Regions from separate parts of the Homo sapiens genome. Here region 1 is linked to region 2. Evidence: chromatin contacts called from ENCODE Hi-C data. All regions are on one chromosome and are shown on one strand. Each heading gives the region's core, a stretch centred on a gene start or an enhancer-like site at or near the end of the contact. The rest is flanking DNA. Distances are from core to core; before and after follow the strand shown.

Region 1 (5,273 bases), core at 2,016-4,515, 1.2 Mb before region 2:
CTTAGACCATACACACCTAAGGACATAAGAACATTTATTTTACCCAGTAAAAAATAATATAATGCAGACTGAATCCACAGGGGCTATGATGGCTAACATTCAGATCTACCAATGTAGGACAGAGCAAAGGGATTCAATTACAGAGATAAATGAGGATGAAGGCAGAGGATGAAAATAAACACACCAATCATTCAATAAATGGCCATTTATTAAAAATCCAAGCTAAGCACTATGCTGTGATAGAGGCTAGAGTGGAAAACTACATAAGACCACCCCACTTCTATTCCTAGTACCCTCCAGTTTATTTTCCCCAGGGCAGCAATGTTGTGCACTTAAAATACAAATCTGATCATATCACTCATGTCTTTGAAAAGCTGGTAATTAAAAATGAAGAGGTAAAGTAGGCTCCAAACATTTTTGACTGCAGAACTTACAGAAAGTCTGTCACAAGGAGTGCCTGCCTTAGGTAGGACTAACAAAAGTTAATTTTAAGAAAAATGAGTAGGTGGAAAGAGAGGCTGAAGAAAAATCTGCAAATTAAAAGAATGCTCAATAGTCTAGACATAGAGTTGGCCATGGTAGTCTATCTATCTAATAAGACATTTAAAAAATATCTATCAAAAGGACCAGGGGCCTAGGTTGACAGGGAGATGCAGAACAAAGGAGTAAAAAAGAGTGGAATAAATCAAGATATTTCTAAAGGTAATAAGGCTTGAAGGAGGTAATGAGAACACCCTGGGAGAATAAGGATACATGGCTTTTGCTAAGCTATTCAATCAAAATACATGTGTCGCTCAACAACAAGGATACATCCTGAGAAATGCATCACATCTTCAGGCGATTTCACCACTGTGTGAACACCATAGAGGGTACTTACACAAAGCTAGATGGTATAGCCTACTACACACTTAGTCTACAGGGTATACCTATTGTTGTCAGGTTACAAACCTGAACAGCATGTTACTGTACTGAATACTGTAGGCAACTGTAACATGAGGATAAGTGTATTTAAACAAATCTAAACATAGAAAAGGTAATGTATTTCATTAGGATGTTATGACCACTACCTCACTGGGCAAAAGGAATTTTTCAGCTCCATTATAATCTGATGGGACCACCCTCATGTGAGCAGTCCATGGCTGACCAAAAAGTTATTACGCAGCACATGACTACATACGTGTAGTGAAGAGTAAGCTGATCAGACTGAAGAATTAAGTAGCAGAAATCGCTCTGAGGCTAGGTAGCTAAAATTAGGTATTTCAAATATTTTCTTTTTTAATGACAAAATTTAGTTAGTACACAAGTTAATCCATGACTCCTAAAAATACAGACAAGTACAAGTCTTATTGCAGCAAAATAATCACTTCACACAGATTGTTGAAGAAAAAAGAACAAGCGGTGACCCTTTAAATGTTAACAATTGTTTCTGATCTGTAACATGATGAGGGGGGGCAAGCCTGACATTTAGGGATGGCGATCAAAGTAGGAATCGAACTTTCGAATTCATCTAACTCCACTGGGATCTTTATATTCCCTCCTATTTCTTTATGGTTAGCAATTTTCAGGTAGAAATTTTAATTCCCCAAGGGAGAAAACTGAACCTCACTAGGTTTAGCAAGTTACTTTTTTCTATCCTAATAGCAAGTGCGGAGAATTATCCCTACACAAACAAGAAGCAGGCATCCGTTTTATGAGATTTTGAATTTCACATCAACATGCAAAAGACAGGCGGAAATGATTGCCCACTGAGAGGGAACTCACCTTCCAGAAAAGCAAATTCATCCACAGCTTCTATTGCATTATCTGAAACACAAGGAAAAGAGACACCTGACTAACTTCAGCCATGCTGACCTCAGTCAGAAAACAGCACAATCTGCAGTGAAGGGCATGAGGCTTTGGGCAAATGAGGGCATTTATAAGATGCGTCCCTTGCTGCCTTGAGATCCATATCTACTCTACCAGCAACTCTTATATATATTAGCTGTCTCCCTAGAAGAGTTAAGAAAAGCATAGGCAAATACCATTCAACGCGGGGGTTGGGGGCCTCCTAAATTACCCCTAAATTATTTATTCGCTTTGCTCTTAAAGTTGTCAGAGAAGAACGTGGCAATAGACGCAGGGCGCATGAGAATACGGTATACGAAATCTTACCCAGGTGAGGGTTCCCAGCCAGACAAGAGTCAGAAATCAAATCCCCAGTTGCTAGGTGAAAAAGAAATATCTTTTTCTGGTGCAATTTGGCAGAAGGTATGAAGGGATCCAGTCCGCTACGGCAACCCCAGACACCTTCACACACTGCCCCGCCACCCCAAGCAGACAGCCTCTACAGGTAGGGCTTCCTGGCACTGTGGCCAACAGAAACCATCCTGGGGAGAGACGCTGTGGCACCTCTCAGATCAGAGTGACGTCTTCTCAACCTGCACAAGGGGAAACCAGCCCAGCCCTCCCTTGTCTGTCCCCAGACACTGCAGTGCCACTCTACCCAAGTCTCTCCTCTGAAGGGTTTTCCTTTTTCCCTGCTGAGCGCAACAGTAGGCATCTTTTGCAATGGTCTCCACAAACAGTTCCTGTGAAGTAAAAAAGCAAAGTTTTAGTAATGGGTTCTAACACACTGAGGAGGTGAGGGCTCCGGTTTGTGGGTGGGGGCAGAAAGGGAGAAGAAAGGCTCGGGGCAAGAAAATGTTCTGGAAGCTAAGATTGTCCTGGACTTCATGAAGATCCATTCCGCTACCCTCTTCCCAGTATTCTCCCTCATTCACTAAAGACTCCTACAAGTTCTGTACGAGGCCCTGGAGATACAAATTAAAGTCACTCACTATCCAGGTCCTCAACAAGAGGGAGGAGTGTTAACAAAACTCGCACAGGTCCCCGGCCCCTTTCCTCCGCCTTCCGGGTCCACGCCCACATCTCAAAACCCGGGCCACGCCGCCCTAAGCCCCGCCCGCGGGAGGCCCCGAGGCCCCGCCCCACACTCCACCTCCCCCACTCCCGCATGCCCTCGCGCTGCAGGCGCACCGCGGCTCGTGCCAGAATGAAGATGGCTTCCTGTCCCGCTAGCGTCACGTCGGGATCTGCCTTCACCAAGGCCTTCACTCGCGCCAGAGGCAACCTCGAGAGACGAGCCCCAGGCACACTCGTTGGGGCCTGGGGCTGCGAGGCCGCTGCCTCCCCAGCAGGTCCCTCCTCCTCTCGGGGCGTCCCGCTTCCTGCCGCCGCCGCCGCCGCCATCCCGGCCTTGAGCGTGCTGCGCGCGGCCGCCGACTGTGCGCGCGCATGCGGCGCAGGCCCTTTCCCGCGCGGGCTGGAGGCCACACCCTGTGTAGGCGCGCGGCTCCGCCCCTACGCGGCAGTGCGCTGCCAGGAAACCGGGTGGGCGGGGGTCGGGCTCCGGCTCTTCCCACGCGCCTAGCCACCCGTGGGCTGTCGTGCACTTGGTTGACGCTACCGGCGACCCTCTGGCCCCGACGGGCCTGTGGAGCCCAGGCACCTCCCATTGGTGCCTGTGCCTGGCTGGTGAGGGGAGAAATCTAGACCAGGCTCGCAAGAGAGTCTCCGTCAAAACAGAGTGTGCATATTCCAAGGCTAACGAGGGCACGTGTCCGAGGGAGGCCCGGCCCTGGAGGGCCCAGCATCGTGGAAGAGGGTGCCAAGGAGGCAGCGAAATCTGGACCAAATTCAAGGATAACCAGTTATAGATGCTCTTGAAGGAGGGGTAGGGCTTTTGGCAGGCAGAAATGAAGAAATTCAGCCCAGCCAGAGGAAACAAGAAAAAGTCATGGAGGCTAGAAAAGATGAAATTGTGGTGGTGAGGCATCCACGTTTGTTCAAAAAGAGGTTGCATCACAGCTTTGGTTCTCAAATTTGACCTCAAGATCCCTTTACGGTCTTAAAGATTGTTAAAGAGCCCAGGGAGCTTTTGTTTCTGTCAGTTATATCAATACTTACTATATTAGAATTAAAGTTTTAAAATATTGATTTAAAATTACTAATGCGTTACCAGCTAACAAACAACATTTTTATGACAAGTAATTTTTTTTAAATCTAGTAAGAAAAGTCTCTAATGTCTGATTTCATGTGAGAACTGGATTCTCTAGCTGCTTCTGTTGCTAACGTTAGCACTTCTCAGGTAGCTCTTAAAAAACTACTACATCTTGAGAGAATGTGAATGAAAAAGGCAACCTCATAGTAGTATTAAGAAAATAATTTTGGCCTCATGGACTCCTGAAAAGGGTCTCCAGAAAATTCCCACCCCCATGAATCCCCACACCACACTTGGAGGTCTGATAGCGTAGAGGAACAGTTAATATTTAAAATAGGTTTAATCTAAGTCAATCATAATAATAGTGAACACCTTTAAACATTTACTATGTGCATGATTCAAAGTGTTTTAGATTTATGTAAATCATAACTTCTGTAATTTTCACAATACCCTATTGAGGTAAATATTATAACCTTCTTTTTCAAACCTTATTTGAAAAAATTGAGGTGCAGAGTGGTTACTGAGTCGCATACACAGGGCAGAATGTGGTGAAGCCAAGATGAAGCTGAATTAAACACATCTGAAATCACTCAGTTCCAAAATTATGTAGTAAACTCTGACTGGTGTAGGAGTGGAAAGGTGTGAAACCTTTCTTTACCCATTTTAAGGGTCACAGCTGACACTCCTATAACACACACAAAAAGCCTAACAAGTCTAATCAAAGTTTTACATGACATGAGAGTCCAAAAATGCAGACCATGAGACCTAGAGGAAACTATTTTTATGCTTAGGTTATATGAAGAAGGGATCGCTGTGTAGAAATGTGATTAGAGGCCTGGTACGGTGGGTCACACTTGTAATCCCAACACTTTGGGAAGCCAAGGCAGGAGGACCGCCTGAGCCCAGGAGTTTGAGACCAGCCTGGGCAACAGATGGAGACCCCATTTCTACACACACACACACACACACACACACACACACACACACACACACAAATTAGCTGGGTATTGTGATCCTATAGTCCTAGCTACTTGGGAGGCTGAGGTGGGAGAGTTGCTTGAGCCCAGGAGTTCAAGGTTACAGTGAGCAATGATTGCACCACTGCACTCCAGCCTGGGCGACAGAGAGAGACCCTGTGTCTTAAAAAGAAAAAGAAATGGGATTGGACAAAAAGGGAATGATAATAGTCTAATGGTAATAGACTGAATGGGGAAACCCAGCAAGGCCTGTCTGTTCATATTCTTCTTGGCCTCCCTGTGTAGCATTCCTTCTGGTATTAGGGCAGGACCCTTCT
Region 2 (5,326 bases), core at 2,190-4,689:
ATGACCCCTAACAGCTAAGGATTTGAGCCATAACAGTGGGGCACATCCCCTCCCACCTACCACCATATCTTGCCACATTTTTACTGACTCATGGGCCATTGCCAACAGCCTAGCCATCTGGTCAGGGGAATGGCAGCAGTGATTGGACTATTAAAAGATTCCATGTGTGGGGACAAGGGCTATGGCAACAGCTTGCTGTTGGAAGGGACTCTATATGCCACTCATGTGGATGCTCTGACTACCACAGCTGCCCTTGAGAGGACTTATGTTTTTGGATACCCCATGGGACTTCACTCTGACCAAGGAAAATCCTCACTGCCCAAGCAACATGACAGTGGGCACACTCATGCAATACAGTGGGTTTTCCATGCACTCTGTCATCCACAGGCCAATGGAGCCATTGAATGATGGACCAGTCAACTCACAAAGCAACTGAATAAAGGACATCAGGACAGCCTGTTAGTGGGGTGGCACCTCAACCTGACTAGGGCAGTGTGGACACTAAGCACTGTTCTCCAATCAAGGGAAACACAGCACTGCACACATCTTGAAAAACGCTGAGCTTGATGTGGATAGAGGTGGACCAGGTGACTGCCTGATGAGGCTGCACCTGTGAAATTCCAATCTCAGTGTTCCCAACCATTGTCTTTTCTTTTTCCATTTAGAGTGCACATCCTGTAGGTGGCCGGTGGTTCAAGCTGCCAGAGCACCCGACAGGCCCCTCTGACTCTGATCTAGAGGTGATACGTCCCCCGGGTGCCTCTCTTCTATGAAATCCACAGGGATACAGGACAGGACCAAGGAGTATCAGGGTGCTAGGCTTAGTGGCACCAGGAACACCTGATCCTTCCATTCAGGTAGGTAACCTTATCAGACATGTCGAGTTTGTACAAGACAAACCTTCCCGGACTGGACGACTGAAGCCAAAAGGCCTGGGTCATGCAACAAGCGGAATGGGTACTCTCGGGACTGCAGCAGTCAGACTGGGACACTACACTCAGCTCAACCTCTATCACATAGGTAGGGAATACCCGAGGATGCAGGAAGTGTAAGGGGCAGGGCACTAACCTGTCAGTCTGCTTTTTCCACAAGGACGTGACTGCAGAGGCCTAGAAGCATAACGCGTTTGTTAGGCTCTCCCAAGCTGTGGCTACCATAGGAAAGTGCTGGATCTGTCATCCCAGACCCCATTATGTCACAGGCTACAGCAACCTTCTCGTCCTGCCAGTAGTAAACTCTACCAGTATTATAGTGGCACAGTGAATATCAACAGAACCTGAGCCCTGGCTTACTGAGTGAGGATCTAACATCTGCCACATGGGAGGGAGGTAGACTTAATTGGCCTAAGGTGGCAAAACATCATGACAACTAATAAGATCTTGGTGGGCTGGCACCTTTGACCTATTATGTTCTTACCTGGATCACTGGATCCTGGACTAGGTTGATGCTCCAGACAGACCTGATCAACCTGTTTGTGATGTAGTCCTCCTGGGCCTAGTAAAATGTATTCTGGCTATGGCTCAACAATGTTGTACTGACATTGTGTCTGTGAAGGTGTTACATCGATCTGATAAGACAAACTTCCGCCTCCAGATACTAGGAGGTTGGTGGGCATATGAAACGGACTAGCTTTGCTAAAGGGTATAATCTGGGTTAAGGGCATAGACTGCAGGACAGTTCTCCAGGTGGCCTTGGACCAATTTAGTTCTCTCTCCTTTCTCACTTGTGGTTCTCTAGGATAACTGTAGAATGTGCTGGGAATGTAGCATCCTGTGATAGAGAGAGACTAACCAGACCAGCCAGGGCCCTGTTCCAGTGTCTCCCAGAAATAGAATGTCCTTCATATATATATGTATATATATATATATATATTTTTTTTAATTTTAATTTTTATTTATTTATTTTTTTTTGAGAGGGAGTTTCACTCTTGTTGCCCAGGCTGGAGTGCAATGGCGCGATCTCAGCTCATGGCAACCTCTGCCTCCCCAGATCACGTGATTCTCCTGCCTCAGTCTCTTGAGTAGCTGGCATTACAGGCATGAGCCACCATGCCTGGCTAATTTTTTATTTTTTAGTAGAGACGGGGTTTCTCCACGTTGGTCAAGCTGGTCTCGAACTCCCGACTTCAGGTGATCTGCCTGCCTCGGCCTCCCAAAGTGTTGGGATTACAGGCGTGAGCCACCGCACCTGGCCGAATGTTCTTCATGTTTTAGCCCAGTGTGTCATGCCTCCCCACCTCTTCCCCCTGCCCCTGCCCCCTGCAATTAGGCTGTTGCATTGCCACAAAGAAATACCTGAGACTGGGTAATTTATATAGAAACGAGGTTAAATTGGCTCATGTTTCTGCAGGCTGTACAGGAAGCATAGTACCACCATCTGTTTGGCCTCTGAGGAGGCCCCAGGGAGCTTTTACTATTGGCAGAAGGAGAAGAGAGAGCAGGCACATCACATGGTGAGAACTGGACCAAGAGACTGTGTTGGAGGGTGCCACACACTTCTAAATAACCACATCTTCCTGGCACTCACTCACTATTGCAAAGACACCAAGCCATGAGAGATCCACTTCCATGACCCAAACACCTCCCATCAGGTCCCACCTCCAAAAATGGGGACAATTCAACATGAGATTTGGCAGGGACATATATTCAATCCATCCCTGGACCCCCAAATCTCATGTCCTTCTGACATTGCAAAACATAATCATGCCTTCCCAATCACCTACCAAAATTTTAACTTGTTCCAGCATTAAACTCAAAAGTCCAAAGTGTCACAGGAGACATGGCCCAGAAAAAGAACTAATCCCAGCTCCTTGGGAGGCCAAGGCGGGTGGATCACGAGGTCAGGTGATCCAGACCATCCTAGCTAACACGGTGAAACCCCGTCTCTACTAAAAATACAAAAAATTAGCGGGGCGTGGTGGCGGGTGCCTGTAGTCCCAGCTGCTCGGGAGGCTGAGGCAGGAGAATGGCTTGAACCGGGACGCGGAGGTTGCAGTGAGCCGAGATTGCACCACAGCACTCCAGCCTGAGTAACAGAGCAAGACTCTGTCTCAAAAACCAAAGAAATCTCCAGCAGCGGAAATGTATGTAGAACTCATTTTGGTCAGTACTTTTCCTTGTACAGGAAGAAACTGAGGTCGCCCGGTGCAACGCCCAACACAGGTTAAGACAAAGCCGAGACTCAAAACCAGACCCCAGCTTCCGGTCCCAGCCCATAGATTCTTCCATTTCCTTCGCCGGAAGTGATATACAGCCCCTGTTCTCCTTCGCGTCCGTTGACGGGACCCAGGTTGGGGAGGCGGAAGAATGGGCGGGACCATGGGCGGAAGCACCCCTCCTACCAGGACCCGGAAACAGATGGCCACCCCGAGCCGGCCTATCCGGAAACTGGCTCGAAGAAGACGGGGATTGGCCATCGCTTCCGGAAGTTGTGAGCTTTGTTTCGGAGCGGGAGCTCTTCCGAGACGCACTGGGGGCCGGATGGTGAGTTTTCCTTGCGCTCTAACGGGCAGGCTCGGGAGCGGGAGGGTCCGGGCAGTTTTAGTAGTGTCTTTGGGACAACGGCTGCGGTTGGTATTTCTCAAGCGGCAACGAGGCCAGCCCCTGGGAATGCAGCACGAGAATGATAGAGTCAGGCTGTCCCCTCAAGAAATAGTTTAGTGAGGAGACATGCAGCGGATAGGCGCAGGATTCTTCAGAGTTGTGATTGGGCCCAAAAAGGAGCTAGTCCTCAGACTAAAAAGAGCCGTAGTGCCGGGGTTCTGGGCGCTGTAGTAAATGGACTCCAAATGGAGTTGAAGGGAGGGAGGAGTGCGTCAGGCGGAGATGAAAGGAGAGAGGGAACTACCTGTCCGATAGGGCAGAATCGGGGAGAAAGGTTGGTGACTTGAGCTTAGAGAAGGCCATTGCGGCGGTAGCAGAAGAGGAGAGGCAGGGACCAGATCGTAGAGTGTGGAACACCGTGACACAAAGTTGGGGCTTTATCATAAGAGCAGCAGAATGACAAGATCTGATGTACATTTTGAAAGGATCACTGTAACTGCTGGTGACGACTGGATTATAGGAGGGCAGGAATTGTGAGAAACCACTCAGAAGGCTACTGCTGTAGATGAGCGATGTGACCTAGCGTATGGGAGAGAAGTGGACGAATCAAAAGTATATTTAGCAGGTGAAAATTCAGGACTTTACGGATTAGATATAGGATTTGAGTGACAGGTTGGGTCTCAACGATGATTCCAAGTTTCTGACCTGAGTGAGTAAATTACGCTAAACAAGAACAAACTATTTTGAAGTTTTCTAAGGGTTCTTCCCCCCACTCAGTGTTAAAAAGCACGTTTTTTTCCTTTCTTATTATGTGTACTCATGTTTTGTGTGCTTACTGTAGAAAATTCAGAACATACATAACAAAATATTTTCTTTTATATAAAGGACAATAAAAATCACCTCATAACCTCACTACCCAAGATGGTCATATTTTAGTGTTTCTTTCATGTATTTTAAAAAAATATGTGTATCTTTTTATATAATTGGGATCCTACTGATTATGTCTTTCTGTATCCATTTTTTCCACCTTAGCATGACTAATGATTGAACTGTGTGCCAGGATATCGTTCACAAATATATTTTTTTCTGTTTGTAACAGAAAAAGTCAAATTAATTCTAAATAAGAGATAACATTAACTTTTTGGTGTATTTTCTTTTTAATATTTGTTTAAAAGCCTTTTAAAAAACCCACATTTTGGCCAGTTTGTGTTTTGTTTTCCATTCAGATGTTTTTACTTACTTAATGTTATTTATTGCCGTTTTTACACACCGTCAAGACCACATGTTTTAATGGTTGTTAAATAACAACTAATCCCATCATTAGCTAGATAGGTTATTTGCAACTTTTTACTGTTAAAATAATGAGAGGAACATCTTATATAATTATTGGATTCCTAATGACTTCCATCAGAAAGAGTTCTAGAAATATAATCTGCCAGGTAAAAGGATAAAATGAGTCTCAAATTGCCCCACCAAAATATTTTATTAAGAATTTGATAGAAATTGTTTTAAAGAAATTTTTGCAATACATAGTTTTTCCATTCAAAGATATGGTCATGTCTTTCTGGTTATTCAAGTTGTCTTTTATGTTTCTTTTATGTCTTTATATATAATAACCTATCCTTTTCTTGTTAAGCTTATGTCCAAGAAAGGAGCGACATTGATTATTTAATAATTGTACCCTCTCTGCTTAATTTCCATGCGTGGAATGAATATCTTTGGGTCAAGTGGGATACTTTATCCTTTTTTTTTATTTTTATACTTTAAGTTCTAGGGTACATGTG

Evidence for each region. A loop is a pair of places that touch in the nucleus more often than their neighbours do. Pooled maps may share reads with other maps.
Region 1: a loop to region 2 is called in a map of B cell, with 28 times the contacts of the local background. The contact joins the promoter of POLE4 here to the promoter of TPRKB in region 2. A Hi-C loop is called at or near these places in 1 of 168 maps with a recorded cell type or tissue (B cell), 1 of 37 single-sample maps with no recorded cell type and 10 of 50 pooled maps.

The regions. Positions count from the first base shown.
Region 1 is chr2:74,956,635-74,961,907 of GRCh38, reverse strand. POLE4 (DNA polymerase epsilon 4, accessory subunit) reads right to left here and starts at 3,265. Exons shown (of 4, transcript NM_019896.4): 1 at 3,016-3,265; 2 at 2,483-2,567; 3 at 1,762-1,803. The coding sequence starts at 3,228. It overlaps LOC105374809 (a long non-coding RNA gene), which reads left to right and starts at 3,029. Exons shown (of 5, transcript NR_187884.1): 1 at 3,029-3,176. RefSeq lists silencers at 2,817-3,056, 3,127-3,386 and enhancers at 2,678-3,178, 3,179-3,679.
Region 2 is chr2:73,735,458-73,740,783 of GRCh38, reverse strand. TPRKB (TP53RK binding protein) reads left to right here and starts at 3,439. Exons shown (of 5, transcript NM_016058.5): 1 at 3,439-3,482. RefSeq lists enhancers at 2,998-3,057, 3,098-3,177.